Linked DNA regions of Homo sapiens: region 1 is linked to region 2. A link is a loop called in an ENCODE intact Hi-C map of the cell type or tissue named here. Cell type or tissue: CD4-positive, alpha-beta T cell. All regions are shown on one strand. Each heading gives the region's core, and the rest is flanking DNA. Links, peaks and the distances in the headings are about the cores only. Region 1 has its middle 77 kb from the start of ICOS. Region 2 overlaps ICOS (inducible T cell costimulator).

Region 1 (16,902 bases), core at 3,099-11,098, 64 kb before region 2:
TTGAAAGGTTAAGAAAAAGACCTGATTTTATTGATAACAAGAAGCATTCAATATTTCTATGCCTGACCCCTCACATCTCAGGATGTATGACTCCACTGCACATCAGACTCTTCCTTAGGGTCAAAATAACAATATTTTAGATCAATAGAGACCATGAAAAGGCTCCTGGAGGATAGTTTTGCTGTGTGTCAGTGATACTTGAGGCAAGTAGTCAAGAAGAGCAGGACAACCACCTTCCAGAATATCCCAAGTCTAAGTGCCCCAGCTGTTTCTCATAAAACCCGCAAAAGCAACAGGGTTTTTCTCTTGCCTCAAGTGGCTCATTGGCTTACATAGGCATCCTTGAGATTTAAGGTATAAACAAGAGCAACTGTAATTTTAACTTATACAATATGTGTGTAAATAAAGATATGACAGTGGGTTAGCGATTTTAAAGAGAGAGAGAGAGAATCTAGTGTTATTCTTTAATCATCTCTCTGCTTCTAATGTGTTAATATCAAGATCCAATATCTCAATCCCACCCTGTAGAGTTTTCCTTGTTACTTTGGAGTTCCTGTAATGTGAACTCTTCATCACTAAAAATCAGTGATTACATGTATTCCATTCTCTGGAAATGTTTTCTGAGATAAGCGTTGTTTTTCTTAATGCTGGATAGCCAGAAAATAAAATTGGCTAACCAGAATAATTTAGATACCATCAACCGCTGAGAATAACCAAGGCTATCAAATTACGTTGTAATGTTTTTAAGCTGAGTTCCAAATAGACTGTTCAGTCTGCAGTCACAGACTCCAAAATATGAACTGAATATGAAAACATTTTAACTTTCATGTTTTAATGATAAGAATGTTGTTGGCATTAATATTTGAACATTTCAGCCTACCTAGTTCTGAAAGCTATGTCATGGCAGGCTCAGAATCCACTGGCAGACTATAAATAAAATCTTTCTATAAATATATTTTATGCCAAACTACCAGCAGAATACATTTTTCATCTTCTAAACAGATGGTATAAGAGAAAAATCATGCATGTATATGATTAATCAACGTGCTTTTGCTGATAGAATTTTCATTACCATTATCAGCATGAGTTTTGTGAAATTTCTGCATTTTATATTTTCTTTTGAGAATTAGTGTATTTAAAGAAGTGATTAATATAAATGAAGACAGAGAGATGATAAGACTTTATATGTTTGGTTTCCTTTAGGTCCAATGGGCCTGAGATTTTTTTTTTTTTTTTTTTTTTTTTTTTTTTTTTTTTTACAAAAAGATAGCTAGGCAGTTTGTTTCAGGCCTATGGTTGAACCACATGCTAAGCCCCTCACCTTCCTTCTACCCCAGTCCCTACTCCTCGCTGTCACTGGTCACTTGTCAGAACTCTTACTCTGCTAAGAAGTTAGCCTTTATCAAAGTCCTTACTCACTTGATGCTAATGACCAGTATACTGAAAGCCAAGAAGAGAACTTACTGGGCAAATGCCATGATAGCACCATATTATTAAAAAAAAAAAAATAGCACCATATTATAAAGTAGCACCCAAGTGTGGATATGGTATAGTCACAAAAGGGTAGGGGCTCCTCTGGATTCCAATGACTCGGATTCAAACCCAGCCCATCACAGTAGCCAAGAATCCTGGCTTTTTTACCCCTATATCCATTCTCTCATTTTAACTTTAGAGAACACCTCAAACTTTTATCCAGGCATATTGCCATGTAGAATAAAAGACTATTTCCTATCCACCCTAGTGGCTAGGTGAGGCCATAGGAGTAGGTTGTGGCATAGGACTAAATTTTGTCCAGTGAGATATAAATAAGATAGATGGCTTATTTTTTGTCCTTCTCCCTTTTGTTCTGCTTCTAAATTGCAATGTGGATGTGACGGCTGGAGTTCCAGCAGCCATTTTGAGCCATGAGGTGACCAGGATACTAGAAATGGTGTGCTAGGATGGTGTGCAGAAATTTAGAACAGAGTCTCTGAAGTCACTGAGGGGCTACAACATCAATGCCATCCTACCTCCTGGTAGGCTTCATTTATGTGAGAAAGAAATAAAGAGCTATATTATTTAACACACTGCCTATCAACTTTAGCAAGTTACTTAATTTCTCAATACGTTAGTTACTACACCTATAAAATGAGGATAATGATACTGCCTAACTCGGAGGGTTGTCATGGGTCTTAAATGAGATGATACATGCAAAGTACTTATAGGAGAAACCTGTACATAGTAAGTGCACAAGCTGTTGCTCCTACCATAGATGCCTGACCCTTGAGTCTGTAACAGTTTCAACAGTTGAAAAGTAACCTGGGAAGTTCCTTAGCAAGTTATTACTTTGAAACATTCTGAAGTGGGAATCTGAATCATGCCCTCTGAGAGAGAATGAGTCATTTCGCTAGTCCTGGAGGCTAGCATCTGCCTATCTGCACTGCTTTGTTGCCCGCTGCTCATGTGGCAACTCACTCAAGGTATGACTACAACGTTGTTTCTTCATGTAAACAGCCCTGAAAAAAAGCCAAATGCCAGTGCTAGTGACAGTAATAAAGAAAATACTTTAGAAGCCTAACAAGGGAATAAAGTGATCATTCCTAGTTAGAATATTGACATTGTGGCAATGGATCTGAACCAGGACATGAACATAACCACCACAGGCTTCATGCCAAGGAAGCTAGAGATTACAGAGGTCATTTCAAATATGAGCATTTTAAAATGTCTCTCAACATTGACGAATGTTACCAACCTGCTGTGACATATGATCCACAAGGAAAAGCCACAGGTAATAAAGAGATAAAGTGAAAGAATTAAAGAAAAGAGAACCTACAGAATTATGACACTGGGCATATCATGTTTGCTTCAAAAGAGCTCCCATAGGAAAAAGAAAACTATTTTTATTTTATCCACACCCACCTACCACCCCCACCCCAAAAGACTTGATACTTTTTCTAATAAAAGGCACAGAATTACCAAAGCATAGAACCATGGAGACACAGGGCATCGAATGATGAAATGGTGTAGCCGAGAAGGAAGACTAATTATCATCGGACAGCCTGGTTCCTGGTCTAGGAATGTCAGGGATGTCACTTCCTACGATTTCACTTAGGTCAGAGGTAACGCTTGGAGAATGCACACTTACAGCAGAAAGAGGAATGCCTGCTGTGCTGAATCTTTCCATTTGCCCCTCCAGATGCTGCTGCACCCTTCCCACCCTGCTCCTCGTCACAGAGGCAGACTTGCTGGCCTGCATCCACAGGCTCCCCTGCCCGCTGGCTTGTGGTTGGGTTCAGTCAGTGATGAGCCCTGGCAGGAGACCAGAGGCAGAAAAGAGATGGAGATCTCAGTATTTATTCTCTGGTTCCTTCCCTGTGTGGTTGACTTGAATTGGAATTACCTTATATCCCTAGATAGAAGCTTACCGCATGTCTCAGAGCAGCCTACTCTATATGACTCTCTCTTTACAAGTTCTCTCGTCTTCTCCCTTCCCTTTGAGTCTAAAATAAAGATGTCATATTTAGCAAATACAAATATAAGATGGCCAGGGAAATTTGAATTCTAGATAAACAATGAACTTTTAAAAATAAGGATGTCCCATGCAATAATTAAGTCATATTTATGCTAAGAGATTATTCATTGTTTATCTGAAATTCAAATTTAATGGGGCATCCTGTATTGATATGACAACTCTAACCTAAAGGGACCGTCAGCTGCTAACCTGGGCTCCTGCTGTACTCTTATGGTTCCCCTGCACACTGCCTACATCTTTGGAATAGGTCCCTTTGTCTATAAGCCATCCTCAAATTATCCTGATTTGAGTATGCCATCTGTTTCCCCCTCAGGATCCTAATACAGTCATCACACCCTTTAGTTTATTCCCGTCAAGGTTATTTCCTCTCAACCACATTTCATATGTTATTTCTTTCTGAAGATTTTCCACAAGGGTCCTATGGTAGACAACTCAATGATACTGAAAGGAGATTCTTACTTTCCAGAAAACAGATGATACAGAGATGGAAAAGTTGGCATCTTAACACGAGACTCAAAGGGTCCAATTTGGATCCTTGTATCAATGTACCTTATCATGGGTTTCCCTGAAATTAGAGCCTGAGACAAAGGTTTGCTTGAGTGTAGTTAATTTCTGAATGTGACCTTAGGGAGCAGGACTGCAAGGCAAGGATAGTGGAAATGGGAAGGAGGGAAAGCCAGTATAAGGAGTTGATATGAAGACTATTGATTGACTGTAGGCAACTGGTGTTTGAGCCCACCAAGACCTTCTGAAGATCCTTGCAAATATGGCTCAGACCATCTATCCAGAGGATCAAAGAGGGAGGCATTTACCAATGGCTTCTGTTCCCCAGTAGTCAAGAATGGTCCCAAGCACTCCCTGAATTTCCAGGTTAAACATACAGGAGTTCCAGGCCAGTTTCTGGGATTTCCATGCTGCAACATCAGAGAAGACTCAAGGCAAAAAAGCGAGAAATATTTGGCACAGGCCTAAAGTGAGTTACTGTCTAGCTGCAACTGCCTGAAGATGGTCAAATCCTCTACAGCACTGGTTGGAGCCAAGAGGAATTTGAGGGAGTGACCAAGATGTCTCCTATGTCCAGTGGGAGGCCAGTCTATTTCTGTACAGTATTAAGCTACATGCTTTCCTAGAGAAGTGCCAAGACATGAATGAAGATGATGTTGATGCTATTGAGAAAAACATGTCCTTTTTAAGATGGAATCTCTGGAGGAGTTGTCTCAGTTGGCAGCAACTGCAAGTCAAGCTTGTTCTCAAGCACTGAATGTGAAGATGGATGCTTGGGTAGAGCTTAAGTAGTTGAAAGGAGAAGAACTGAGCTCCTCCTTGAAAGCACCACATGTATTTGTTAATAGTTATCATAGGCCATGCCTGTAGCAGCCCAGGGAAAGTCCTTGATAGAGTTTGGATATTTGTCGCTTCCAAATCTCATATCAAAATTTGATTCCCAATGTTATAGATAGGACCTGATGGGAAGTGTTTGGGCCACGGGGACAGGTTCCTCATGAATGTCTTGGTGCCATCCTCGGAATAGTGAGTGAGTTCTTACTCTTAATTCCCATGACAACTGGCTGTTAAGAAGAGCCTGGCACCTTCCTCCCTCTCTCTCTTCCTTCCTCTCTTGCCGTGTGATGCTTGCTTTCCTTTACCTTCTGCCATGAGTAGAAGCTCCCTGAAGCCCTCATCTAAAGCAGAACTATAAGCCAAACAAATTCCTTTTCTTTATAAATATCCAGCCTCATGTATTCCTTTATAAGAATGCAAAATGCACTAAGACAGTCCCCAAGTGGACATGCGTGGGATTCCTCAACTCTCTAATGCAGGTGTAGTTAAGTGGCATTTACCCCAGTCCTGGTACAACAAAAATCCAAGGCCTAGAATCTATATTAATCCTGAGCAGCAGAATTGTTGCTTTGTATGGTAGGTTAAGTTGCTTCTGGGTAAAATGATGGCCATGGGTATAAAAGGTGGAGTCCATGCTTCTCTGGCCCGGTGGGCATCTCACTTCATCCACACAGCCAAAGACCACCAACCACAGCTGTATTTCCATGATAAGTGCGGGCAGAATGGGGAATTGTGGCCAACCACCCAAGTCTTTCCCTTGTTTAGGTAAAAACACTTATGAAAAAGAAGTTCTTGAACTCAATCCAAGCCATCATTCTTACTCATCCTTGAACCCAAATCACACTGCATATTACTAACTAGGGTGGCAAACAACTAAGTAGGTAGACAGAAGGCTCCATGGTTAGGTATAGGTAAAATTATAGAGCAATACCAACAATATATAATTTTATTTATAAATCACAGTTTTAACTCACAAGCCTGTCCAGTGGCTTGCAGTAGGGAACAAATGAGTTCTCGTCTGATTCATGTTTCAGTTTGGGATTGAAGGAGTGACAGAAGATAACTCTCACATCCTAGCTTAGGATAAAACTGCTCCTCACATATGAGCCAGACCCAGGCTTCTAATCATATACTCTGTAAACTGTGTGCTCATTCAGATTACTATCATCATGGGTATATTTCAGCTTTTTACCTTGTGGTGAATAAAGAGACTTGAGCAATATTTTCAGTACTTTTTATTCTCCATGCGAAATGTACTAATGTGAAATACAGCCACAATGATTTGAAACTGTTCCTGATAGTTTAGCGACTAAGTTTTGAAAATGCTTACAATTAACCATTTAAATTAAAGAAGGAGATATGGAGATTTAAGGGTTAAAATATAAAATAATGGTTTTCCTCCACTTTTTTTTTTTGTATTTTTCTAATATTCAGAAAAATTGGAAAATGTGTTAGCCATCAACCCATGTGACGGTAGAATGATGCTCAAATCACACGCATTGAGTTTCATTTCAACCACGATAGCTGACAGACAAGACTACAATGATTGAAACTGAATTTCATCTACAGAAAATTGCAATTTGATCTTGCCTTCCCGTTACACCAATACGTCACCAATAGATTGCCTCTTCCCCTAAAACTCCACATCCTGTAACGTGTTTGAAAACGTCATGATGGGGGCACTGCAGAGTCTAAGGGCTGAATACACCCTTGAGTGTAATGGGAAGTTCATATCATTTCAAGACATCTCAGGCATTATACTTCCTCCAAATGCTCTCAGGTCATATAGACCTTGCTGAGCAATCACAAAGTTAAAATATTCAAATTGTTTGGTCTCTTTGTAATCTGTGCTGCTATATTTCTTTCCAAGCCTAGAGCTTTACAATAACAAAAATGGCAGAGAAATTTACCCATTGAAGACTGTGGCAAACCGGGAGTGAGAGGAATGATTTGTGGGTAAAATTACTATCACACAGAATTGGAGCTGTGGTGAAAGATGTTTTGACTCATTAACAAGTGATGTAACTTGACAAGTGTTGAAGGAAATTTAAGAGATTGATAGTGCCCTGGTTTATAGCCAGTGCAGACAGAGTGTTGAACTGAGAAACAACACTTGACTTCCTTGACCTAAGTGTCTGGCTCCCAGGGACCCCACGAATCATTAGCATAAGGTGTGAAGATTGTGGCCATGTGCCTTTTCTTCCTGCTGTGTGGCAACCATGGAAGGGGATAAGGGTTGGAGGACCAAGAAGGAACTGACAAACAGAAATTCACCTTGTGACATGATGTCAGCCTCAGCTTCAACATGTAAAGCTCAACACTATTGTTTATGTGACAAGAAAAAACTGAGCAAACTGAAAATTGATTACTTTTCTTCGACCTTCCAGGGAACTGAAGTTGCAGAACAAACTGCCACCAAGAAATCTGGACAGTCAGGGCATCCAGAGAGACATAACCAAGATCTGCTTCTCTGGAACAGAAGCTGCTGAAGCCCTGAATTGGTAGGAACACTTAAATGGTCATTTTGATGGATTCTGGAGGCTGAGTGTGGAGTAATAGGGAGTGAGAAACCCCTGGGGGGTGGGGTCACAGTCTTAGACATGGCCCCCACACCTTCATGGGCTTTCTTTCTAAGAATCCCACAGGTTCTCAAGATGAAGATCTGAGAAAGATGACCTCTAGGCTCTGGGGCGGAGAAGATTCATGTGGTGAAACACTCCAGAGCCTTCTCCATAATAAAAGCCTACTATCTAAGGAAAAAAGACTTTGCCAGCGCCTTATCCCAGCTAGGGGAAGGTCATTACTCCCATCCCAGCCTTCCCTAGCCTTCCTGTCTCACCTAAGAAAAAGACACAATCAACAGCCAGAGCTTCAAGAAAATAGATTGGAAAGGACTGGTCTGGAGGGAGCGAAAGATACATCTATGGGGAAACACTGGGGAGGGTCACAGTTCCAAGACTCAGATGGGCTAAAAGGCTGAGATTCAATTGGAAGATTATAGAACACTCCCTCTTCCCTAAAACTTGCCACCACACTGGCACTACAACAGTGGATTATAGCTGAAAGCTTACATCCTGTTACAGCAGCAGATACTGGTCAAACATCTCTGTCCAGTCTTAGAGTAGGTTAACAATTGTTCTAGTTGGTTAATAAAATACCATAATTCCATGGGACCTACCCACTGTGTGTCTCTGAAAGGAGACCCGACACACAGAATATATAATGGCAATAAGCTATGATAAGCCAAGAGAGAAAACGGATCCATGCCTGGCAAGCTTGCCCATTTCTAATGTCCTGTAAGTGGGCTTGGGGTTCCCTAGTACAAAGAGTTTCAGGCACAAAGTTGTTGGCTGTACTATGGTAGTAACAGCTTCTTGTAGTATTAGTGGATTTGCTTAGATGAGTCTCTGAAGAGTCTTCTTCTCCTACTTGCCTAAGTTCATCCTGAGTCTCAGGAGGTGCCTGTAAGATGAACCAATCTTCTGGCCATATACATGATTCAATTGATGGTCTAGATTGCTGACCTCCCTAGTTCAAAAAGGTTCATCATGGAAGGTTCTAGAGTCCTTAGTAGAGTTTCATTAGCAAGATGATATCGATTCAGTACAAGTTATTTGCGTATATGCATTACTCAGGTAGAGCAGCTATCTGACCCAATAATCTAAGTGTGGTAGTAAGTGGTAACCTTCATACTACTTGGCATAACAAAAGTACTATTAAGATCCCTCATATAATCTTCAGAAGGGGCTTCCTGGATTTATATACACAATGGCCAATTCGGTTAGTCAGGATACTCAGTTTCAAGCAGCAGAAACTCAAACTAGCTTAAACGAATAGAAAATGTATTGGCTTATGTAACTAAGAAGTTGGGGATATAGCATTTTTCAGAAATGACTGGGACTTAAATGCAGTCATTAAGTCTAGGTCTGTCTCTCTCTCTTGGGATTTCTTTTCTTCTCTTTTTCTCCCTCCCTCTCTCACCTCTGCTTCTCTTTCTTTCTTTCTATAAACGTTTCTCTCAATTTGGTGGGGAAAGTGACCACTGTAACCCCAGTCCTAGAACATTCTGATACTAAAATTCCAGAAGAAAGAGTAACTTTATTTCTCCAAGAGCCCATATAATAATCTGAGAGAAGGACTCTTGGTTGACTGCTTGATCATGTACCCACTCCTTGGACCAATGATTATTTCTAAAAGGAAGGCTACAATGCCTGCCCATCCCTGTGGCCAGAGAGTACTTTGGCCAAGAGCTCCATTAACACTACTTGGAATGAGAAGGGACAATTTCCCCCCAGGAAAATGAGAGGAGTTATTGCTAGAAAAAGGGTGAAGACATCCCAGGATGGCAAAAACAGATGCCCACTATATTCCACCCCTTGCTCTCCCAGCATGCACATTTAATCTTTACCCAATACAGATAATTTCAAAGGTGCCCTCACCTGAGGATTTGATCACCTTCTCCCTAAAGAGACACAACCCAAAATCACATCCCAGTTTGGCATATCTGGATCATGTACCTTGCCCTGACTACATCCAGATAGTTTCTCACAACAGTAGAACCTAGGGCTCAATGACAAAGTTAACTACCCTCAACATACCCAGTATAAAATAGCAGAGGAAGACAGAATAACAATGGAGACTGCCATTTGGTGAGTAGAGAAGAGGAAAGAATATAAATACCACATGCCGTATCCTGCTGGACGTGTGTCATAAGAATGCATGCCCCTAGGGCTGCAACGGGAGCCAATTCCATCCCTAGTCCTGCTTACAAGGAGGCTCTCCCTTGGCCATTTAACTCTAAGGCTGCCCTTGAGATGTGTATAGAGGGATATGCTAGGGTCTCTTTAGTAGCCTAATACTGAAGGCATGGTTATGGAGGCCTGGGAATTGCCCTAGGGGTTGAGCAATCCCAGGTCACTTTCTAGACATGAGATTTCTCAGATAGCATAACCTTTTAAAACCCCAGTAAGTTGTTAATTGAATCAATTCTAGGAAAACTCTATTAGCTTGGAACCAATGCCAGCAATCTTGGCCAGTCACAATTTGTAAATCTGAATCCTGTCTTTCAAGTTTCTGTCTCTTAGCAACGAATCTTGGTTCTCTGCCCATGCTCCTAGCTCTCTGTTTTATGTGTCAGTCTTGGTCACTGCTTTAGGACTATATGAAACAATAAATTGGAGTGGTGAGGCAGAGCTAATCTGTCCTTGGCTGGCCAGGCTGTATCCCATTGGATGAGGTCTTTGTATAGGGGTAATTATGACCTTTATTTAGCAGGAGTGACACAGCGCAGGAAGTATTTGGGAGGAGTTTCTGTATTCTCTGACCTTTCTCTGGTTTCAATATAATCTCCTGTCTTTCTCTGCATTGAATTAAAAATTAGACAGATATTTTGACATTTGCAATTCCACAAATACATGATTCTCTTGCCCTTAGTGGTCTTGGCTTTCTGGCAATCAACAGATGTCTGCTATTCTTTCTCTGCTTTTAACCCACCAACCTGTCCCTTTTTTCAGAGCAATAGTGAATACTGCGAAAAGAGGCAACACTCTTTATTATTCTGATATTTTTCTAGCAAATCCTCTGAAACTCCAGACTTGGTAGGCTCATAGTCTGAGTCCTAAAATCCCAGAGGTGATAATGAGTTAGCTACTGAGCTAGGGCATGGTAAATATTTGATCTTCCCAGCCTGGGATGGTGGATGACTCTCAGTTTTCTACTTCGTCTCAACACAGGTAGTTCCACAGTGTAAGGTCTGTCACTGGCAATGCCAGTTTCTGTGTTGGCCAAACTACTTTTGTTTGCAAGTGACAGAAATCTAACATAGTTTAAACAAAAAAGAGAATTTACTAGCTCACATAATGTGGGTAGATGAAATCTGCAGTAAAATGAGGTTCTCAGGTCTCCACCTCTCAGTTCTGCTTCTTTCTGAGTGTTGGTCTCTTCTGGCAGATGGTCTCCTGTTTGATGGAGAGAAACCCCTTGGCAACCCCAAGCCCACAGCGTCCAGGTGCAGACATCTGACAGAATGAGAAGTGTATTTGTAATAGCATTCAGTTACCAGTCCCAGGAAAGGTCTTTGGCTGGCCCTGATTGGTCATGTACCCAGCTTACAAACTCATCCCCATTTCCATGGCAGTGGATTACAATAAAGTGGCAGGGCTGAGTCATATAGCCTTCCCACGGCTGCATATTGTGTGAAAGGACAGGGATTATGACTGACAGCCCCTGCAGCCACATGGGATGGGGGGAAGTTCTCAAAAGGAGAGTGGAAAATAAGAAGCAAGGAGATACAAGGAAGATGAAAATGACACTGATTCCACTTCCATCAGGCTGAGACTCACTGTATTACTGAGAATCTGACGCTTAGGCTCCACAAAATATATCCACTCATTTAAAAAATCCACCAAAAGGAAAAATGACTGTGTTACTCGCAAAGATAACTGATGCAAATATTTACATGTGAAGTCTGCAGGAAGAAACACCTTAAGCCACAGGACCAGGCCATGAGAGCATATAGACAGTACTGTCACCACCATCTGTTACACATCTCAGGGGTGGCTTTGTCTGTGAGTGCTGTGTTAGCTAAACACAGGAACTACATGTCAATCCTTATATTTCCTGGGTCACTTCTGGAGTGATCTTGGAAATGTGATGTCCAAGACCTGATGTTTTGTGGTGTCTGAGATGCCACAGTTAATGAGGCAAAACATCTTTCAACAGTCTCTACCAGGTTAGTGGTTCTTTGAGCAGGATCATAGTGAGCAGAATATCACACCGGAGAAAGTGTAACCAGAAGGATGCATTTTCACACAGCATATTACTCTGTTTTCACATTGCTACAAAGAACTACAAGAGACCGGGTAGTTTATGAAGAAAAGAGGTTTAATTGACTCACAGTTCCACAGGCTTGACAGGAAGCATGACTGAGAGGCCTTAGGAAACTTACAATCAGGACTTCTGGCAAACGGGAAGCAAGCACCTTTTTCACATTGTGGCAGGAGAGAGACAGAGAAAGGGCAGAAGTTCCACACACTTTAAAACCATCAGATCTCATGAGTACTCACTCACTATCATGAGAAGAGCATGGGTGAAATCCGCCTCCATGATCCAATCACCTCCCACCAGGTCCCTCCCCCAACACTGGGAATTGCAATTCAACATGAGATTTGGGTGGGAACACACAGCCAAACCATATCATATAGCAAAGTGCATCCAATGATCATGGTGGGGCATGTGGTACTGCCAGATCCTATGAGGAGTTGGGAGGTGATAAGAGATATGTCAGGATGAATGATTCAGAACTAAGAACATAAATGACATGAGGCAAGAGACCTGCTTTTGTGTGGTTCCTGGAAACTCCTGGGGAAGGTAGGCTTGAAGCTGAAAGGAATAGAAGGCAAGACAATAGACTATATATTGAATTATTGTCTAAGTGCTCAGTTGTTTTACTTTAAGATTTTTTACACATATTTTATTGATTATGATTCTGAAATGAAGAAAAGCTATCTTGCATAATGATTCAGGGTATTTTATCTCAAGGCTATCATATTGCTTACTTTTATATAATTGATGTTCTAAACATCATAGAATTGTTTTTAAAGCACAGGGAGTTCTACAGAGCATTTAGTCCAGTGGTTCTCACACCTTTTTTTTTAATCAATAAAACTTTTTTCCCTTCAAATAAAATATTACAAGAAATTCCAATATATAAGATGGTGTCATTCATTCAACAAATATCTATGCTCCAGACACTAGGCTAAGCATTGAAAAGAGGGCAGGAATCAAACAAACTACACCAGAACTCCTCTCTCATCGAAGCTCGAATGGAGCCTGGAGGGTCCCAGGAGTCACCTGTCACCTCTTGCATGAGCCTGTGGGGTCCCCTGAGACCCTGGCATGAGTTCAAAGACTGGTCTAGGCTCACTCCCTTATTCAGCAGGAGGGCATTCTGAGATTAGAGAGTAAACGATTCATGCCATGTTTCACAACCTAACTATCAAAAATCTTAATTGCATCTGTTACTTTCTTCTGTTGCTTCAAACACAAAGAACAGCAGAAGTTGCCCACCTTCTGCTTTAAAATAGAACAAAAAATCTATTCCTCCTACATTTTCCTTTAAAATTATTTTGCTTCAAATAGAAGAACACAGTGCTTTTTCTCATTCTTGGTACTCTCTTGATACTATCCTTTGATTTCTTGAAGGAAATCTATGTGGGAGGATGAGGGTAAAGTTAAGTTGACAAAATTAAGAAAGCAAATAATGGTCTCCATGATGTAGCAAAAGCCTTAGGATGGAGGAGTAGGAGAAGGAGATCCAGAAATGTGATTTTAATAAAATTATTAGGAAAGAAATCCTGAAAGTTGAAGGTCAAGAGAAGGAGAAAAAGCCACTCACTGAGGATGCTCCTTGGATGACCGGAGTGTCAAGGATGGAAGAAGAGCACTATTAGTGACAGATAAGTTGTAGAGGACATGGGATGATGAAAAGAAATAAGTAGAAGAAAGAAAAGCCCATGGGGACACATTTTCTTCATGACATTTTCTTGTTTTGCACCTTTGTGATCAAAGAAGCACTTAGATACAACTGTTGATCAAACTGCAGGCTAATTTGTGACACTGAAATGGAATATAATGTCATTCGAAATACACTGAGAACCTACCCTGGGGCAGGTACTATGGTACACACTGAGGAGCTAAAGGACTAAGTTACAGCCCTGCCTCCCAGGAGCTCTCTAGCGGGAGAAAGAGAAAGACCCAAAAGCAAACAAATACTGCATTGATTTATTGATTTATTCATCCCACTGTGTGCTCAGTACCCGCTCGGAGCCAAGCATTGGGCTGGGGAAAAAGAAATACAGGCCAGCAACAACAGGAACGTTTCCTCAACTCTTGGCATATACAACACATGGAGAAGGCGGCCAATCAAATAATTGCACAAACAATAAAACTGCCTCTGCTACAGGACTATGAAGATGAGGCCCAGGGAACTATGAGAGCCTAAAATGGGAGATTTGATCTAGTTACAGAATTCAGGGAAGGCGCTCCCTGGCCAAGATCTGAAAGAAAACTAGAGATTAACAAGGCAAGAAGAGAACGAGCCTTTTAGGCAGAAGAAAGCTCTGTCAAGGTCAGAAGAGGTCTAGGGCAAGACTGGTGAGGTGGGGTGACACCTACGTAGGAACCAGAAGACCACATCAAGGTTTTGTCTTTATTTGAAGAGTATTGAGGAACCATAAATCCTTTATAAAAGTTCTATGTAAGAAACACTATGAGCATAGAAAATATGGAGTCGATTCTTCCCAAAGGTTGGGGAAGTCTGAAAATGCTACTGAGAGGAAGAGACATTTGGGCTGGCCCTGTCAGATAACTTCATATTTTTTCAGGTGGCAAAATTGGGTAAAGCCATTCCAGGCAATTCCAATGATGTGAGAAAATGAACTGGGAAAAGGGAACTTGGCCATGACCAGGAAACATGAGTAGGATGTATGATATTCTGGCTGGGTTGGCAAGTGCTGGTGAGGTCTTGGGGGTTGCTGAAGGAGAAGGAGTTAAAAATGGTGTCAGTAAACCAAACTTGGGTAGTTGAGGCATATGTCATAAATACAGAGGAGAGAAAGAGGAACAGGTATGAAGGGAAAGACAAAGCCAGTTGGCCAGAGAGACGATAAACTTGGAGACTTGGTTTTCTTTTAGTACCTGTCAAGAATTGCCTTCTCTTTCTCCCCTAGGTAGCCAGGTAGACAAAATTCCCTCTACCATCAGAATTGGAGTCTTGCACTCTGAGAGTCTGGTTCTGGCCCTTAGGCAATGGGTCCTCACAATGCCAAGTTCCCAGCAAGCTGCATTCTCACTTCTTCCCCTGTAACTATCCTCTCAGACCCTTTGCCTCCAACTCAATATTTGGTTGCCCAGATTCTTTGTTTAGGGTTCTCGAACCTATGCCATACAGACTCTGCCTTCTTACTTTCATTTCCAAGTTTCCCCTTCTGGGTTTTCAAGCCTCCAGCCTGACTTTCCAAGTCCCTTGACTGTCATTTCCTCACTGCCAAATCTGACTTCTTCAGGTTCTTTAGACTCTTGGGACCTATGAGTGCCGCATGGACACTTTTGTTGCTCTTTCCATTATTTCTCCAGCCAATTTCCCAATTTGGTTCTTCCTAGTCAACTTATTCCCTTTTGCCACCAAGAATCCTGCCATATGGTGGCATGCTCAAACCCACCATAATAAGATAAGAGCCACAGTAGGTTTTTATGACTTTCCAGGTGATACGGTTTTGCTGTGTCCCCACCCAAATCTACTCTTGAACTGTAGCTCCCACAATCCCCACGTGTTGTGAGAGGGACCTGGTGAGAAATAATTGAATCATGGGGGGCAGTTTCCCCCATACTGTTCTCATGGTAGTGAATAAGTCTCACATGATCTGACGGTTTTATAAAGGGTTTCCCTTTTTGCTTGGCTCTCATTCTCTCTTGACTGCCGCCACGTAAGATGTGCCTTTTGCCTTCCACCATGATTGTGAGGCCTCCCCAGCCACGTGGAACTGTGAGTCCATTAAACCTCTTTTTCTTTAAAAATTACCCAGTCTTGGGTATGTCTTTATTAGCAGCATGAAAATGACTAATACTCCAAGGATCCCATTACTACCCCATCCTGTACTGTATTAGCCCATTCACCTCTGCCTTTTGGACAGTCTGAGGGAATGCAGGCCCTGAAACATTTCAAACATAAACCACTGCCATGTGCCAATCTCCCCAGCATCCAGTTAATAATGAAATCAAACAAACAGAAAGCTGATGCTGGTCTACATTTCTCCACATCAGCTTCATGATTCTGGGAAATAACGTTAACCTGAATACTTTCTTTTTCAAGTAAAATGGGGCCTTGTCAGGGTTTCATGAAATAACGTAGGTAACATGCTTAGCTCAATGGCTAAGTGACACAGCAAGTGCTCATTGAGGGTTTGCTATTATTAAATACTTTGACAATGAAAAAATATATATATTTATGTTACTTTTATTTCATATTTTCCTGGGATTAAGCTATATGACAACTGGTGAATAAACCATACAAGAAATAAATGATTTAGATCAGGAGTTGGCAAACTTTTTCTATAAAGAGCTAGAGAGTAAGCTTTTAGGCTTTGCAGGCAATATCATCTGTGTCACAGCTACTCGATGCTGCCTTTGTACAGCAAAATTAGCCACAGGAAACAGTAAGCAAATGGGTATGGCTGTGTCTCAATAGACTTTATTTACAAAATCAAGCCACAGGCCAGTGGGCCACAGTTTGCTGAACTCCAATGTAGATAGTTACCTATGACTCTATTTTGACTAATTGATTAATTAATTTACTAAGTTGACAAATATTCATTCAGAGCCTACTATGTTAAGTGCTGAGAATACAATGGTAAAACAAATGAATGTAGTTCCTGCTTCACAGAGATGACACCTAAATGGAAGGGTTGGACATTAATCAAACAAATACCCATATAAATATAAAGTAACGAATGCAGTTAAGGCTATGAAGCAGACATATGGTGCTACGAGACGATTTAACGATGAAGTGTTTGTTCATATGTTGGTTAGAGAGGTTTCTCTACAGAAGTGTTACTTGAGCCAGGATCTGAAGAGTGAGAGAAAGTTCACCAAGTTGAAGAAGCTGTAGAAAGGTTCCCAAACAAAGCACATAACATATGCAAAGCATTATGAAGGGATGAAATAGGGAGGAGCCAAAGAATTGAGACAAGACTGGTGTGGCCAAAGCACATGTAACAGGGATACGCAGTTTAAGATTTGATGGAGGAAGCTGGCAGGGGCCTTGGTAAGGATTATGGTCTTTAGCCTAAGAGCACAGGGAAGACAATAACAAGTTTTAAAGTATGATCAGATTTGCATGTTGAAAAAATTATTCTTTCAGCTAAGGTGTTGAAAATCAAATGGAGAGGGATGTAGACAACATTGCAATGAAAGAAATCTCCAGTTGTGGCTAGATCACTCTTTAGAAAGAAGCAGGATGGGTGATTTGCTAATTTGCAAGTAGGAGTTGCTTT
Region 2 (16,902 bases), core at 5,379-13,378:
GAGTCTCTCAACCCTGGAATTCCACCCAGGTCTGGAGGGCTGCTCCAGGCTGATGGGGACCATTTTGACCTGTCAAGCCCAGAGGCACCATGGGTATAGTCTGACAGCAACCTATAGTAACTGCAGCTTTCAGGCTAAATGAATATTCTGCTCTACCCCATGAGAATGCTGGCCCATTAAAGATGATTTTGTTTGCAATTTTAATATGATCTACAAAAAGAACTAAACTTGTAATTAATAGCACCATGAAAACATAGATAATGGTAGAAAATAGGATAATAAAATAAATTTGCTTTCAATTCCGGGCAATGTTTCCTACCACTAACTTGAACAAAGTAAACCATTTTAACTGAATTTGAGAAAAGAACATGTCTTTCTGGAGCAAAAATATTCTTGTAGGGAGAATATAGGCAAATATATTCATTATGAATTTTATATACATATGTGTGTATATATGTATGCATAGATATATAAAACTATTGAGCAGCAGAGGAAAGAATGTAAGACATAGCTCTCTATTGAGAGTGGCTGTTGGGCTGTCAAGCAGTCATGTAGAAGTATTTTTAAAAAGAAAATTGAGGGCACAAGAAAGCATCTAAAGTCTTGGTAAAATGGTCAACTGGGGTTCAGCAATTGAAGGAGAGTACTGAGTATGTACTAATGTACAGTTCACATCAACATCTCAGAAATAAAATAGCTCCAGCTTTGAAGCATCTCCCTTGACTGATTAAAAGAGGAATTCTCATCCCTACAGAAAGAAGAGGTAGTATGATAGTGAAATGCGGACAGATGCTGGTCCTTGGCTGCTCATTTGCTTTGCAGATTCAGTACCCCTGGCATCTTTAAAACATTTTTCTTGTAAATGTGTTTGTTTTACTGGCTGATGCACTGCTAGGAGCAGATGTGGAGACAGGGATTCCACTCCCAGTGAGCACACAGGAGCTGGGCTTTCTCCAAAGCTGGTTGCAAGAGGGTGTTTGTTTTGAGAGGACTCGGCAGTACCAAGGCAGTCTGTTAAAATCCCCATTGACTGATACAGTCATTCTTCCAGATTGAACAAAACACCAGCAGAAGATGTATGTAGTTAAGTCAGACTCTCCGTGGTCCCGGAAATAAGAGAATCTTGCACTTCAAGTTGAGGAAAACTGGCCAACGTGCTTCATGCCTGGGTGCCAGAGTTCCATATTATAGGGTCACATCTGTAACAAAAATTCAGCATAAATTATCTAAATGCTCTCCATGTGCCAGTTCCCTACAAGAAGCTTTCCCCTCTCCATTGCCTTTCATACACACAAACACACACGTGCACACACACACACACACACACACTCACACACACACCATGCAAACTCATCTTTATGCTTCAACACCCAGCACCAGTTCCCCATTTCCAGAGAAGTTTAGCTCTCGACTCCTATAACAGACATTATCTAAACTCATCACTTTGAAACTGTCCACCTCTGATTGCAGCTGCTGCTGGGGCAGAAAGCGCTGCATGGGCTGACTGTTCTAGCACAACAGCCCCACTGCATTTCACTGCTTTTCTGCCTCCAGACTTTCTCTGAAGACTCATCCCAAGTAGGCTCATCCCAAGTAGAGGCACAGCTCAGAGATGAGGGAAAGCTAATGCCCTCCGCAGGCAACCCCAAATCAGTGAGGATGGAGCCAGTGGTTGCCATCCTTCAAGAGAATGATTCTGGGAGGCATCTGTACACTTCTCAGAGGTCCAATGAAGTCAGGCCTCTGTGGCCTGGAGCTGAGACCTTGATAATAATGCGCCCTTCATTTGCTTCTCCTTGTTGGCTGTCTCACTCTCCCTGCCCCCTCACCCCTTCTTCCTGGGATCACCTCCCAAATAAACTACTTGCACCCAAGTCCTTATGTCAGGTTCTGCTTGTGGGGATCCAAACAGCCAGAACACATTAAGCAAAGAGATTGAGAGATCATATATTTTTTAAACAGCAAAGTAATGAAACATAAGCTCTTTGCAAGTGTCAAAGCTAGGTATTAACTGTCTAGGGAACCAAAAGAGTCACTGAACACTTTGAGCATCAATTTCTGTCATCTAAAACATGAAATGTGAACTCAAGGATCCTTTTTAGCTCCCATCCCATGCTATAATTCCATGACAACGCAAGCTATGTGTGTCCCCTTTAGATAATCTGTAGCCACTGAGGGGTGGAAAAATGCAGTGGCTTCTGTCTCATTACACATCGCACATCATTCGAACCTCAAGGGCATAAGACATGAATTTTCCACAATGGAAGCTTCAAACTTTCTGGGTGCTCCTCAAACTTGGCAACTTTCAGTTTTCTGACTCTTAACAGAAAAGGTCAAATTTCCATGTTACTGAGACTTCTAAAGCCATCCAAGTTCTCTAAACTTGCACACTCTTTACCTCAAAATAACCAGATATCTTCATCAATTTCTCCTTCTTCCCTCTAGCAGTACCAGCACAGATCTCTCTTCCTAATCTCAGTCCAAAATTAGCATATATCTGTCCAAATTCCCCAGAGTGCCTCACTCAGTAACTCACACTTAACTGATGCTCAATAAACGCTCATTGAATGACTGAATGAACCCTTCAACAAAAAACACTTAGAATCATCCCAACTTTTGAAACATCAATGGGAAAATTGCCTTGATACTATGGTGGTTTATGAGCTGTTTGTGTGTTTAGTTTCAATAGTGGCTTACAAACCTATTGCTTGTTTGTTTTCAATATACTGCAGAAAATATAAATCTAGTTAAAAGTGAGAAATCCAGATTTTCACAGAAAATTCTAGAATTAGGCCTTGGAGATGTTTTCCTTTCCTTTAAAATTAAAAAAAAAAAAATTAACATTCCAGGCTTACTGTGAAGAAACCTCTTCCCTTCCCAAACCCCCAAATGGAGTCATACCTGTGAGTCTAGATTTTTTGGCTGTGTTCACTGCTCTCATGAACATGTATTCACCGTTAGGGTCGTGCACACTGGATGAATACTTCTGAAAGAAAAAGCCAGAAACATGCTTGGTCATCTTTTCTTCTCCATCTCTTTGTTTTTTGACTGTTTTCTATTCTTTGTTGAAGTGGTATGTGACAAAAACATGATAATGTGACTTAGGTTCCTGGCTTTAGGCTAAGTAGAAAAACAATATGAAAAGGGCTTTACATAAAAAGAGCTTTCTACTGAACTTTCTTCCTCGTTTTTGCCTTTATTGTTTCTTTCCCAGCAGACTTAGACCATGGGCGCTATCTCATTCTCTTCCTTCTTTATGTCTCTTTCCAAATTCCACTCTCCCACAGATATACACTGGCCAATGACCACACTGTGGATATACTTGAGTACTAGCATACTCGCGTAATATGCAGAGTGGTGTCAGTTCTTTGATTGAGAACCTGTAATGCAAGAGACCAAAAAGAATATCCCCCAGCACAGGGAGATTTTTGTTGTTGTCATTGTTGTTTATCTTTCTAAATAGCTCCTCAGTGGTTTTCTTTAAAAGCAAGGAGTCTAATAACCTACCATGTAAAAAAGTTGTCAATTTCCTTCTCAGCTACAATTGACACCTTAGAAGGCTTTCTTGCTGACTGTTTTTAACTTACCAGCTAAGCAAAACTTATAACTAATTGTTTCATCTCTGCCCTGCCTCTCAGGAACCTTGGATTCAAATTCGCAGCCCATGCATAATAATTTTTTAAAAATCAGAGTCATCTATTTTGATGTTTTAACCTTCCTCCTGACCTTTAGTCTTCTCTTGACCTCAATTTCCTCATCTAGTTTGAACAATAATAATAATAATGTAACTCTCTGTAAGCCATCAAGTCAAGTCCTCTTTGGAATGTGTGGGCTATAAAACAAATACATAAATTTCTGTTCCAAGTGATTAGTTTAATTAGTAGGTATGTCTTGGGGGGAAGGAATTGTCTCCCTGTTGGTCAAATTACTCTGACAAGAGCCATGTGTACTTTTGATGAGGAAATAATCACTGATGTGCATCTGTAAAGCAGATACAAGGAAAGATAGAAATCGCTTACCTTTTTTGTAAGCCAACAAATAAGTATGCATCCCAAAATGCAGACTACAACAAAGGCTGCACATCCTATGGGTAACCAGAACTTCAGCTGGCAACAAAGTTGTGATTCTGGATTGGAAAAAAAGGTATGTTAATGAAAAATTCTGCTGAACCACAAGTTCTCTTACCAAATTTAAAAGAGCTATTTAATCAAATGAAGCTTTTCTTTATTATAGTCATGAAATCCAGTAAGTGGGCAAGTTATTAGACTAACATCATCTCAGTATTATGGCAAGGATCCAGGAACTAAAACTTAAAAGATTATGCATATAATGTATTTACAAATGTGGTTAATAGAAAGGGCTTTTCTGCCTATATTTTTATAAAAGAGGTAATAGTAAAAGTAATGTTATAAAACTATGATTTTCAATCATCATACTTCATTCCACAAACACAGTGCAAAACCAAACCTTAAATCTTAGGTGAATAGAGATAATACCCATTATTAAGCCATAAGTTTAAGTATTTGTCTTAATGTTTTTCCTGATTTTTAATAGCATATGTGTTTAAAAGGCAATATGATCTATTTCTGACTTAGCAGTCTATGGGATTACATTGCATATTGCTGAATAATACTAATTATGATTAATAGTAAATCATCACCTGTATATCTTCATTATAAATGATTACCATCAACTGCATCTAAGTGAACTCCAACACAAAAGATATTTATTTGTCTAATTGATTTTATTAGTGAGAAAAGTTGTCAAAACATATATATACTCTTAAGTTTGGAAGATGAAAGCAATGTCTTACCATAAATATGCAAATATCCTCCTGTAAGAGTTACTTTAAAAGGAGGAGGATCAAAAATTGATAGGTTGCAGAAGTAATAGTTGGCATGAGAATGGTCCAAGTTGTATAGAAAAAAAGAGACACTGTTGTTGGATAACTGAGAATGGCAGAATTTCAGACTCTTAATGGACACTGTGTTTCCACTTCCTTTTGTCTTAGTGAGATCGCAGAGTATTTGCCCCCCTTTCAGCAACTGCATTTTAAATTGCTGGACAATGTCAGGATATTTGCATAAAATTTGTACACCTCCGTTGTGAAATATAAACATCTCATAATTGGCAGAACCATTGATTTCTCCTGCATAAAAAGAAAGAAAACAAAGCAAAAGTGACATTTTATAATGTTGCCCTAATAATTATATTTTAACATAAAAGCAATTTATTCAATGCATAAAGTCATCTCTGTTGCACCAAAATGAAACAGCTTCACATTCTCCCTCCACCCCTCAAGGAAGAACATAAGATAAAACTATGTCCTAGAGAAAAAAAAATCCTAACCAGAAACTTGCTTGTCATATGTGAATATAGAATATACTAAATATTAAATAATATATTTACATAGTGTGTATGAATCAAACTGGTATGGCCTCTGTCCTTTGGTAGCTTTCATATTGGAGGCAGATGGTAAAGGAATAAATATGTAGTAATGCAACATAATTTGTGATAGGAATGGAGTACTATTTAAATGAAGGTGGTAGAGTCAGGTGGGTTATAATTTTGATTATAGAATCAGAAAATGCCGCCTTGAGGAAGTGAGTTTTAAAATTGGAATTAAAGGATTAGTAGCACTTAGCTAAACAGAGAGATATGGGAAAAGTTGAAGTTTAGGAAAAACTTCATTTATTAGTAGGTATATCTTGGGGAGAAGGAATTGTCTACCTGTTGATCAAACTACTCTGACAAGAACCATGTGTACTTCTGATGAGTAAATAATCACTGATGTACATCAGTAAAGCAGATAAAAGGAAAGATAGAAATTGCTCACTTTGTAAAAGTACGAAGTAGTTTAAAAATGAATAATTGTATATATATTTTATATATGTATGTATATTACATATTATATATTAAAATATATGTATTATATGTATATGTATATTACAATATATAGAGACTATGTGTGTGTATATATACAAATAATTGTATACATATACATACATATATACACACATACATTATGTCCTCCTGCTAAAGAGTAAAAGAACAGACTAATCATTTTCAAATGACAGAAATGTATTTTCTCCAAACCTCATCCACTGAGAACTGAATCAAGGCCTGATAATAAAGATAAAGCCCCAGATTTTTGTTTACTTTTTCTCTCTCTTTCTTTTCTTTTCTTTTCTTTTCAGAGAAAAGGGTTTACTCTGTTCCCCAGGCTACAGTGCAGTGGCATGATCCTAGCTCGTTGTAGCCTCCACTTCCTTGACTCAAGGGTCCCTCCTGCCTCAGCCTCCCAAGAAGCTGGGAATACAGGCACACACCACCATATCTGGCTAACTTTGAAAAAGAAATTTTGTAGAGACAGGTCTTGCTATGTTGCCCAGGCTGGTCTTGAACTCCTGGCCTCAAGCAATCCTCCTGCCTCAGCCTCTTAAAGTGCTAGGATTACAGACGTGAACCACCATGCCCAGCCCCACTTTTTCATTTTCTGAAATAAATTTATGCTTATAGGAAGCCAAGGTTGTTTTTGCAAGCTACATGGGAATCACAGAAGGAAAAAACTGAAATCACCTTGGCCTGGTGGTTGCAGATTCTGAGTTATTAGACTATAAATTCAAACTGCTCATTGCCTTCTCTTTCTTTTTGTTTTATTTTCCTTTTTAATATGACAAATTTTCATGCTGAAATTGTTTGGGAAAATTATTAGTATGCTGGTTTTTTCCTAAGTTTTGAAATCTTGGTCTTTGTTTTTGAGAAAACTATGTAAGTGTAAAAAAATTTTAAGGAAAAAAATTACCTAGTTCTACAGTGAAATAGAAATACTATTTGTATATTTTTGCTCTTTATCTTGCAAAAACATACTTATTATTTATAGCAAACATGTTATTTTGTGTTCTGCTATTGTTATTTTATGTCATAAACATTTCATTTTTAGTCATCATAATTATCCTTTTTAATGACTATATTATTGGCCAAAATGTTAATCTATCATAATTTGTTAAAACTAAAATACTAACGTTGGATATTGGGATTATTTTCAGCATTTTGCTTTTATGTAAATATTATGACATTTGGTCAAAATGTTTAAAAGTTATAATACTATGTATTGCCATTTTGCTTTCTGAAATTTGTAACAGGATTAGCATTATGCAGGAGGGGCTATTTGTCACACCTCTACTTACACTAGTTGCCTTAATTTTATTTAAGATACACAATTACTTATTTTCTTAATGACCCTGGGCTTCAATTTATATTTTCCCTATATATCTTCAATTTGGGTGATTTGATTGTGAAAATAAGCACAAGTGTTCTAGTCTTCAGTTATAGCAGTCCCTATTATTCAAACTAATTCTCACGCCAAAACAACCAAAAATGTTGAACAAATGTCCAAAAATATTATTAAAAGCATTAAAGAATGACACAAAGGAGGAGAAATTACCAGGCTAAATTTGAAGAGAGAACCAGAACCCCGAGAGACAGGCAAAGCTTGGAAGCTGCTTTTACTCGGAAAGCATTGCTGTTCTTTCAAATTCAAACTTTTGTTTTTATGTCTCAACTCCCAGAATCTGCAGAGTGAGTGATCTAGCAGAAAACCCTCTCCCCAATAAATTGGGACCCCAAAGAGTTACATTCTTGGAGCACAGGTAAAGAAATAAACCAGACCTCATTCAGATTAGATGGTCCAGAAAAATCTTCTGGACTTCAATGGTTAGAAAACCTCAATCCTTGAATTTTCTTTAAGGAGATTTGCATTATTATTACCCTTCAGCTTTTGAAAGTAAAAATGCAAACTATTACAAGAAGAAAAGGTTTACATCCTAGGCCTCAAAAAATTTCATACAAATAATATTCACATTCAATGGCAAACACATCACAAAAATAATGAGACATACAAGAAAACAAGGGAACAACAGAAACAACAAACTACAAAAACAAACTCATGATTTATATACCTGAATTATCAGGTCCCCAAAATAAAGTAATTAAGCTTATTATGTTTAAGCAAATAAGAGAAAAACTTGTAATAATATCTGTAGTACACAGGAAAATTTAAGTCAACTAATTTGAAAAAGAACCTACAAGAATCGGCCAAAAAAATGCACTGAGATTTAAAACTCAATAGATAAGTTTAATATATATTAGACAGAGTTAAAGAGAAAATTGGTGAACCAGCAGATAGGTTGGAAAAATTAGTTAGAACCCAGTCACACTCCACAGATTCAAGAATCCCAACAATTCACAAGCATATTTTTTAAAAGTATGCACACCTAGATGTATCTTAGTGAAAATCCTAAAAGCAGCCAGAGAAAAGAGACTGATTACCTTCCAAGGAGCAACTATTAGACTGTTTCAACATCAACAATAAAAGCCCTGATACAGTGGAATTATAACATATACCTCCAATGTGCTAAAAGAAACATCTGTCAATATAGAGCACATTGTCTAGAAAGATAGTGAAGGTATATGTAATTTGAAACTTTTCTAAGTGAAGTATACATGTTTTGATTTCTTCCATAATTACTAAAAAATAGAAATAGTTAATATAATCTGAATTAGTATCACAAAATTCAGCCTAATGGTTTTGTCTAAAGAGGGAGAAAGAGTTGGAATCAGAAGGAAATAGGGGTGCTGACAGTCTTGTATTTCTTGACCTGTGGTGATTATGAGGGTAAGATAGTATGCTTTAGCATTATTCATTAAATTATACATTTTTTTCACTTTTCTATATGTATGTTTTGTTTTATAATAACAAGTATGTTTAAAAGCATACAGAAGGAAAATAATACTTGCTTCGTTTTAAAAACTGGAAGGAACAATATTATCCAGAGGCAAAGAAAAAAAAACTGTTGGCATGAGAACAGGTGCAGTCTACATTAGATTAAAACGTAGGGTATTTTGCTTGGGGCTTTATTTGTCTGACAGTAAAATATGTTGCCCCACTGTTGCTTTGATGCGTATGTCTCTACCGTCTGCTGCAGAAGATAAAATCAGTGGACGGGTTCTCAGTTCCTTTAGAAATGTTCACAAAAAATTTCCCAGAGACTTTAGAATGGCAGCAAGTAAACCACAATGATCTTGGAGCCAAAGCGTCTGTGGTCACCATGTATACACAGACATAGACGCATTGTCTTCTACTTCCGAAGATGATTTTCTCAGCAGATTTTTCCCCCATTGTGCCCGCACTGTGGCAAACACAAGAGGACATGAATGGTTGGCGGTGCAGTGTGGTGGAAGTGCATTGCAGTGGATCCCAAGGAAACCAGAGGCAAATTCTGGCTCTGCCACTAGCAAGGCTCTGTGGCTAGGGTACCCCTGTGGAATTCAGCCTCCTCATCCGTGAAATGAAGAAGTGAAACAAAAACATCTTAATGTTATTTCTAACACCTGCTTTCTCTGGATTCAGCATCAGAATATATCCAGATAAGACTGCAAACAACTGAGAGAGCTAATTCTTTGCTGTTGGGTAAGTCTTCCAAAGGGAAAACAATGTTCCTGTTAACCACTTTCTGTCTCAATATCATAATGGGCTATTCCAGAAAGTCAGAATAAATTAAAATAAAGGAGACTGTCTTTCTTGCCCACAAAAGTATTTAGGTAGGACCAGGAATGCCGTGCCTCAATTTTTCTTGAATGGCATGTTGAGAGTGTGTGCCACTGACATCAGCTGAAGATTTCAGAGTGTCATTTCTATTGGACACTCTTTTTTTTTTTTTTGAGATGGAGTCTTGTTCTGTCACCAGCAGGCTAGAGTGCAGTGGTGCAATCTCAGCTCACTGCAACCTCTGCCTCCTAGGTTCAAGCGATTCTGCTGCCTCAGCTTCCCAAGTAGCTGGGACTACAGTCACATGCCACCATGCTCAGCTAATTTTTGTATTTTTAGTAGAGACAGGGTTTCACCGTGTTGGCCAGGATGGTCTCCATCTCTTTACCTCACGATCCGCCCACCTTGGCCTCCCAAAGTGCTGGGATTATAAGCGTGAGCCACCGCACCTGGCCTGGACGCTCTTAATTACTCATTTTTTTATCTTTAACTTAAAAACTACCTGGATCGCCTATTTATTATGAAATGTAGTGATCAGAAGGCTGACTTAGGTTTCCACATATCCAGTGTTTAAACTTTCCATCTGGAAAACCGCTTGACAGCTCTAAGTCTGCAGTTCGAATGTTTTTAACTATAGCATTTAATTAATTATTTCATAACTATTTTGGCAGATATAGAACAGATATGCTTGCTATAGCTTGAATGTTTGTCCCCCTCTGACTGACACTCATATTGAAAATTAATCCCCAGTGTAATAGAATTGGGAGGTGGGGCCTTTAAGAGATGATTGGCAGAACCCCCATGAATAGCTTAATCCAATTCATGGGTTAATGGGTTAACAGATTAATAGGTTATCACAGGAGTGGGTTAATTATCATGAGAGTTAGTATGTTATAAACAGCCAGATTGGCTGTCTCTCAAGAACCTCCTCATCATGTAATCCTCTGTACTGCCTTGGGCCTCTGATGAGTGTCCCCACCAGAAAGAAGGCCCTCACCAGATTTCGCCCCTAGGCCTCAGCCTAGACCTAGGCCCCTAGACCCCTAGACTTAGGCCCCAGCCTCCAGAACTGTAAGAAATACATTTCTTTTCTTTATAAATTACCCAGTCTCCGGTATTCAGTGATAGCAACAGAAAATGGACTAAGACAATGCTCAAATGACAAATTACAAATTCTTCTTAGCCTTTGGTAACATTTGAAAATAGTATTAAAGGAGACTGCCCCTTATAACCATGACTAAAGCATTTAATGGATAGACAATTTAAGGAAGATCTGAATACGTTAGTTTCTTATAACTGCAAAAGCATCTAGGATCTTTTCTCCATCCTTCTTGGATGTTCTTATCTCCAAGTCTAATACTCAGCCTGGAATGCTGGTATGATAGATAGCACCACTTTTATAGATAGTGTCTGCTCTGATTGGTAAGGTGTCAAATCTATTTGGTCAATTCTGTTGCCATACCAGTAGTTAAAAATTGTCAGTGTTCCCCTTACCAATCTCTCTCTTCTTGTTCTTTCTTCCTTTTTCTCATGTTTGCCTTTTCTTCCCATACCACCTTTAATATAAAATCTTCTCCAAAACATCCTCTCTCATACTATCTTTGATATGCTCCTCATGCTTCCTAACATACCATTTCCATTGCTAATAAATTTCATCAACACTTCATGTTTCAGGCATCCTATAAATACCCTCAGCTTTACACTTTTTGTTTCCTGTAACATGATTCAACCTCTTCTCAGCATCATACACAGTCAGATCTGGTGACCTCTTTTGTGTACATACAGACAACTGAAGGCCCAGACAGATTAAATTATTTGCCCGAGGTCACACAGCTTCCTGGGTGCATGAAAGATTTTTGGTTCAATCCACAGTCAAAGTGTCACTAGCAACAATCAACAGAAGTATAATAGAAGCAGGCAACCACAGGAAGCTAGACAGTGGTCACTAACAACTGAGTGTTACAGGACCAGTGCTAAAAATCTGTGAGCAGGAAGAACGCCTAATTTCCAGCACCTCTGTTTTATGTCCAACAGAATCTATCCACTTCTCCTCCATCTCAGCTTCAACTGGTCCAAACCATTGTCATCTCTCTCTGGGACTACAAGAGCTTCTGCTTTTACTCCTGCCCATTTACAATCCATTCTCCACAGAGAAACCAGAATGACCTTCTTACATGCATAATCCAATAGAGTCATTGTTCTGCTTATAAAACCTCCAGGTGCTTCTCATTCCACTTACAGTAAAATCTAAGTTCTTACCCTGGTTTCCCATGACTTGCATGACCTCTCCTACCTCTCCCCATTTTATACCAGTCACACACTACACCACAGTCACACTGCCCTTCTTTCTGTTCCTCAAACACACAAAGCAGGTTCCCAGGGCTTTTAATTTCTCATTTCTCCACCTAGAACATTCTCTCTGATTTTCACATGGCTGCTTCTTTGTCATCGTTCAAGAGTAATGACACTTCTTCAGTGACCACTGGCCACCCAATCTAAAGAATATATCCAGGTCATTATCTAGTACATTAACTGACATAAAGCATTTATCACTGTCTGAAATTATCTGGTTTATCTGATTGTTTTCTTCTTTATTGTCTGGCTACTCCACTCTAAGCTTTAAAACCAGGGACCTTGTTGGTCTTATTCACAAATCCATCCCAAGTATCTACAATAATACCTGGTGTGTTGTAAGCTGCAATCAGTATTTATTGGATGGATGAAAGCATGGTTGGATGGGCGAACAAATGAATATATAGACGGTGACATTTTAAATCTGAGGAGATGAAGCACAGGATTTATAATATAAGAGCCAAAAGGGCTTCTAGAAATGACAAGTTAAACCTTTCATTTTGCATTTTCCATTTGCATTTATCAAATTAAACTAGAGCCAGAAAAGGTGACTATCTTGCCCAGGATTACATAGCTCATAGCTGGGGCATGATCCCAGAGTTAGCTATGCCATATTATTGCTTTTCTTCTGGAAACAAGTGTATGAAGATACACAATCATGCATACAAGACACTACCCCAACTGAGATGTCATGTTCTAATGGAAATTATCTGTCTGAGCTTTAAAGAAAAACTTTCTTTACCTTCAAATATCCACTGGGTTCATAAATACTTATTTAGACAGTTGATAATTCTCTTGGCTCTTATATGTCTGTGGAGGGCAGGACAACTTTGTTCCATCCAAGTGAGCAACAAACCTGGTTGCTCACTTGGATGTCCCAAAGCGCAGCCATTACATTTGCCCAATATATGACCAGGACAAGAACCCCTGGACCAATGGTTGTTCTAATATACCAAGATGTTTTATAAACACAGCATGTTAGTGGTTTGTGATATAAACATCATCTTATATCTTTTAGCACTTAATATGTTACTAAAATCACAAAAAGGAATATGTGGTCTTGGATCCTGGTGATGAGTCTTAAAATCTGAATATTAAACATGAGGTTTTGTTTTGCTACCATATCTGTTTACTTTTTATTGGAAACCCTAGATTATAATCAGTCTGGAGAACAGGTACTATATTTTCTTCATCACATAGAATACTGTGTCTAACAGGGCATATTCTTCCCAGTAGAGGCTCAAGACTGTTAACTGCTGCTAACAATAATTTTTATAGGCCGGGCGCAGTGACTCGCCCTGTAATCCCAGCACTTTGGGAGGCCGAGGCAGGAGGATCACGAGGTCAAGAGATTGAGACCATCCTGGCCAACATGGTGAAACTCCGTCTCTACTAATAATATAAAAATTAGCTGGGCGTGGTGGTGTGTGCCTGTAATCCCAGCTACTCAGGAGGCTGAGGCAGGAGAATCGCTTGAACCAGGGAGTCAGAGGTTGCAGTGAGCCGAGATTGCACCACTGCACTCCAGCCTGGCAACAGAGCAAGACTCCGTCTCAAAAAATAATAATAATAATAATTTTTATAATATTACTGTTGATATCAATAGACTAATGTTTTCAAGAGTAAAATAAAAATCTTTATATTAAGTGATCTCTTTAGGTTTTCAAAATTTATAAAGCACAAGAACATTTTCTTCTTCTTTTGGGGGACTATTAAGAAAATTTCTGAAGAAAAGGTCATTCACCTGAGAATTGCACTATAGTGCAGATGAGTTCATTTGCAAGTTGATGCTTTTAATATCTGGACTACTTCATTTCACCAGTATAAGATGCTCATGCCCAGACCCATCCTGCTGGGACTCTTTGCAAGCAGTTGTATTGTTCCTGGTTGAAAATCCTCTGGAGGAAACATTTAAAGAACCCACTCAGTGCAGAGCGTGCAAGATATCAGAAATGTAATTTTATTTTCTTTAACTCAGACTTCTAACCACAAACCTCCACAAAGGTCTCAGAGTGATGGAAAGATAAGATGTCCTGAGTTTGTAATCATTGATAGTGCTTATTAAACACATTTTCTGTAATCAAACAATGATAAGTGTTAGCTTAGCACAGCACATGAATGTGACACAAGAGGCAAAAGTCTAAAAATTGCAATGTTTATATTAGGTTTTAGTTATATTTGATGTTTTACTAAGAAATTCTGGCATTAAAAAAAAAAGTACTTCCTACCACTTTTCTCACCTTTCATAAAAGCAATGTCATGTCTTATGAGTCTACCAGCTAAAACCTTTAGATCCCTGGTTAGTAGATTTTTATATATGCATCATTTCTAAACTTACATTGCTATTCAAAGGCACCCATAATCTAAAGAAGTAATTGAGGCAAGGAAGGGAGGGAGGATAGACAAGATAAACCCAATCTAACCTAAATGCCTAACATTTGGAGAAAAAAAAAAGAAAGCAAAAAAAAAAAAATGGGAAGAAGAAAAGTGAGGAGAAAAAGCCAAAAGAGTGCTCATGAACACACACACAATGTGTGCATTGTTTTACTCTCCAAGGAACTCCATAGGGGGTACAAAACAACCCTTTGGTTCTCTAAGTGTGTATAATAAGAAAAATGAAAGATTGATTTTCTCCTAGTTAAAACTGATTTCTTCATGAAAAATGAAAAAATCCCAGTGGTATTATAAAACTTTGTATCAATATTCACAAAGCAATTAATTTACAAACAAGTTATTTTGTTAGTTACTTCATTGCCTTTGATTTGAAACTATTGTACTAGGGAAATCATATGAGATTAAATGAACCCAACTCTCTTCCACAGAGTGGGAGGGAGAGAGGATTTTATCCACACCTCTGAATACCCACATTGCTTGCCATTGCTCAGCTACTGTGCAAAACTCCTTGGGCACATGGACAGGGTGTTCACTGCCTGAACTCATTTGCACCTATGGCTCCAGCTCTCATGTCTACCCCCAGGAGCCCACATTTTCTCTCCAGCCCAAACTTCTAGTTCCTTGTTTCCAAATTCCTTTCAACATCACTATCTGGTTTTACCCTAACACATCATGTATAGCCTTTCCAAACTGAGCTCAGTACAGTCATGCGCTGCATAAATGACATGTTGGTCAACGATGGACTGTATATATGGTGGCGGTCCCATAAGATTATAATACAGAAATTTTTAATGTCCCTTTTATGTGTTTAGTTACACAAATATTTACCATTGTGCTACCATGGCCTGCAGTATTCAGTACAGTAACATGCTGTACAGGTTTGTAGCCTAGAAGCAATAGGCTACTCCACATAGCCTAGGTAGTGCAGTAGGCTCTGCCATCTAGTAGACATCATTGCGTCAGTACGCTCGATGATGTTCACACAACAAAATCACTAAGGACACATTTCTCAGAATGTATTCCCATCGTCAAGTGGCACGTGACTGTATTCATTCACCAAATCCAAACCCTGTCTTTTCAGGGAGTCACTAGTCTGACCCTAGGAACCTCAGAGTCTTCCTCATTTCTTCCTCTCTCTGATTTTCATCATCCAATTGGTCACCAAGTCCAGTTGACTCCAGCTCATGAATATCTCTTAAATTCAATTCTTTTTCTCCATTCCCATTGCCAATCCACACCTTTTTCATGTCTTCCCTTATCTGTGGAAGCATCCTCTTGACTGGCCTTCTCAATACTGATCTCTCTCCTCCCCATCCCTCCTCCATGCTGCTCCCAAAATTATGTTTCAGAAAAGCATTTCACTCCCCAGTTTAAAAGTCTCTATTAGTGTTCTATTGCTTATAAGGTGTTTTAAAATATATATATCTGGCTTGACACAAAATGCTTTCACAATCTCATAGGCCATCTATTGAAGCCACACTGAACTTTTTGGCCATTTCTTTCACACTTCTGTTCTTTACTACTAGAATATGCTTCACATTTCATTATTTCTGTTACCATGAACTAAAATATTTGATTACCCCTTAATCTGAGAAGAAATTCTCATTCACTCTTCAAGAACCATTTTAAATGTCAACTTCTCTCTTGAGATATTTATTTCCAAGACCACCAGACAAAGACTCTTATTTCTATGCTCCCAATAATACTTTGTTTAGGCCAGTATATTTTAGCACATAGCATCTTGGATCATAATTATTTTTGTCTGTCTTCCTCATTTAACCATGAGCTCCACAAAGATAAGGACTGCATTACAGTTGCCTAAAAAATCCCAGGACCTTGAACATAGTGGAAGCTCAATCATATTAAATAAAAGAATTAATATTAACAGAAGAATATAAAGGCTAAGCATGTTTGGTAAATATCTTTGTAATGGGCCAAGAAGAGGAGTGGGAAAAGGAGAGCAAAGATCCTATTTACTGAAGATTGGGAGATACTTATTTCCCAGTCAAAAAGAAAAGACTCACGGGAAAGGGAGACCCTCCTCTCCCAAACACACACTCTGACCGGAGAAGCTGAGCGTCTGTTTGTGGAGAAGTTTCCGACTTTATCTGGAGGTGAGTCAAGTTAGAGAGCCAAACGGAGCAAAATACAGGGGTAGAGGAAGCTGCAGAAAGGCTCTGGGAGCTCAATGGGTCCCCAAGCAGCCCATTCTTGCCAGGCACCACAGGGATCCATCTGGAGGGTGGCCAGAGGAGCAGGGTATAAAACTCCACAGGGAGAAGGAATTCTCTAGCTGAACTTTGTAACTATTTGAACAGGGCAAGAAGTCTCCTGGCCTGAACTGGGGGGAGGCCGTGAATCCAGCATGCAGATTTCACATGCAGGGGAAAAACTAAAGCCCTTTTCTTTCACAGCTGGGAGGCAGAAAGCCTCAGGCAAGTTTTCAAGCCAGTCTTGCCCTTTGCCTGGAAACAGACTTGGGGCGGTTAGAGGAGGCATGATTAGAGTGAGACCAGCCCTTCCGTTTGCATGGGATCTGGATGAGACCTGTGACTGCCGGTTTTCCCCCACTTCCCTGACAACCTGCATGACTCAGCAGAGGCAGC

Evidence for each region. Peaks named below come from ENCODE experiments on the same cell type or tissue, not always from the same donor. Only the 100,000 strongest peaks of a DNase experiment are listed, where the experiment ranks them.
Region 1: a loop joins it to region 2, with 7 times the contacts of the local background. A loop is called at or near these places in 5 of 110 quality-filtered maps.

What each region holds. Positions count from the first base shown.
Region 1 is chr2:204,005,276-204,022,177 of GRCh38, reverse strand. No RefSeq gene overlaps it. Among named protein-coding and RNA genes, the nearest start is that of ICOS, 77 kb to the right of the region's middle. In CD4-positive, alpha-beta T cell, for the core only: no CTCF peak of the experiment used is centred there; a DNase peak (open chromatin) is centred at 6,517.
Region 2 is chr2:203,943,883-203,960,784 of GRCh38, reverse strand. ICOS (inducible T cell costimulator) reads right to left here. Exons shown (of 5, transcript NM_012092.4): 2 at 4,814-5,149; 3 at 4,020-4,126; 4 at 2,902-2,986; 5 at 1-1,199. The coding sequence ends at 1,186. Among named protein-coding and RNA genes, the nearest start is that of ICOS, 16 kb to the right of the region's middle. RefSeq lists an enhancer at 16,263-16,902. In CD4-positive, alpha-beta T cell, for the core only: no CTCF peak of the experiment used is centred there; DNase peaks (open chromatin) are centred at 9,064, 9,724 and 11,394; H3K4me3 peaks cover 1,056 bases; H3K27ac peaks cover 2,672 bases.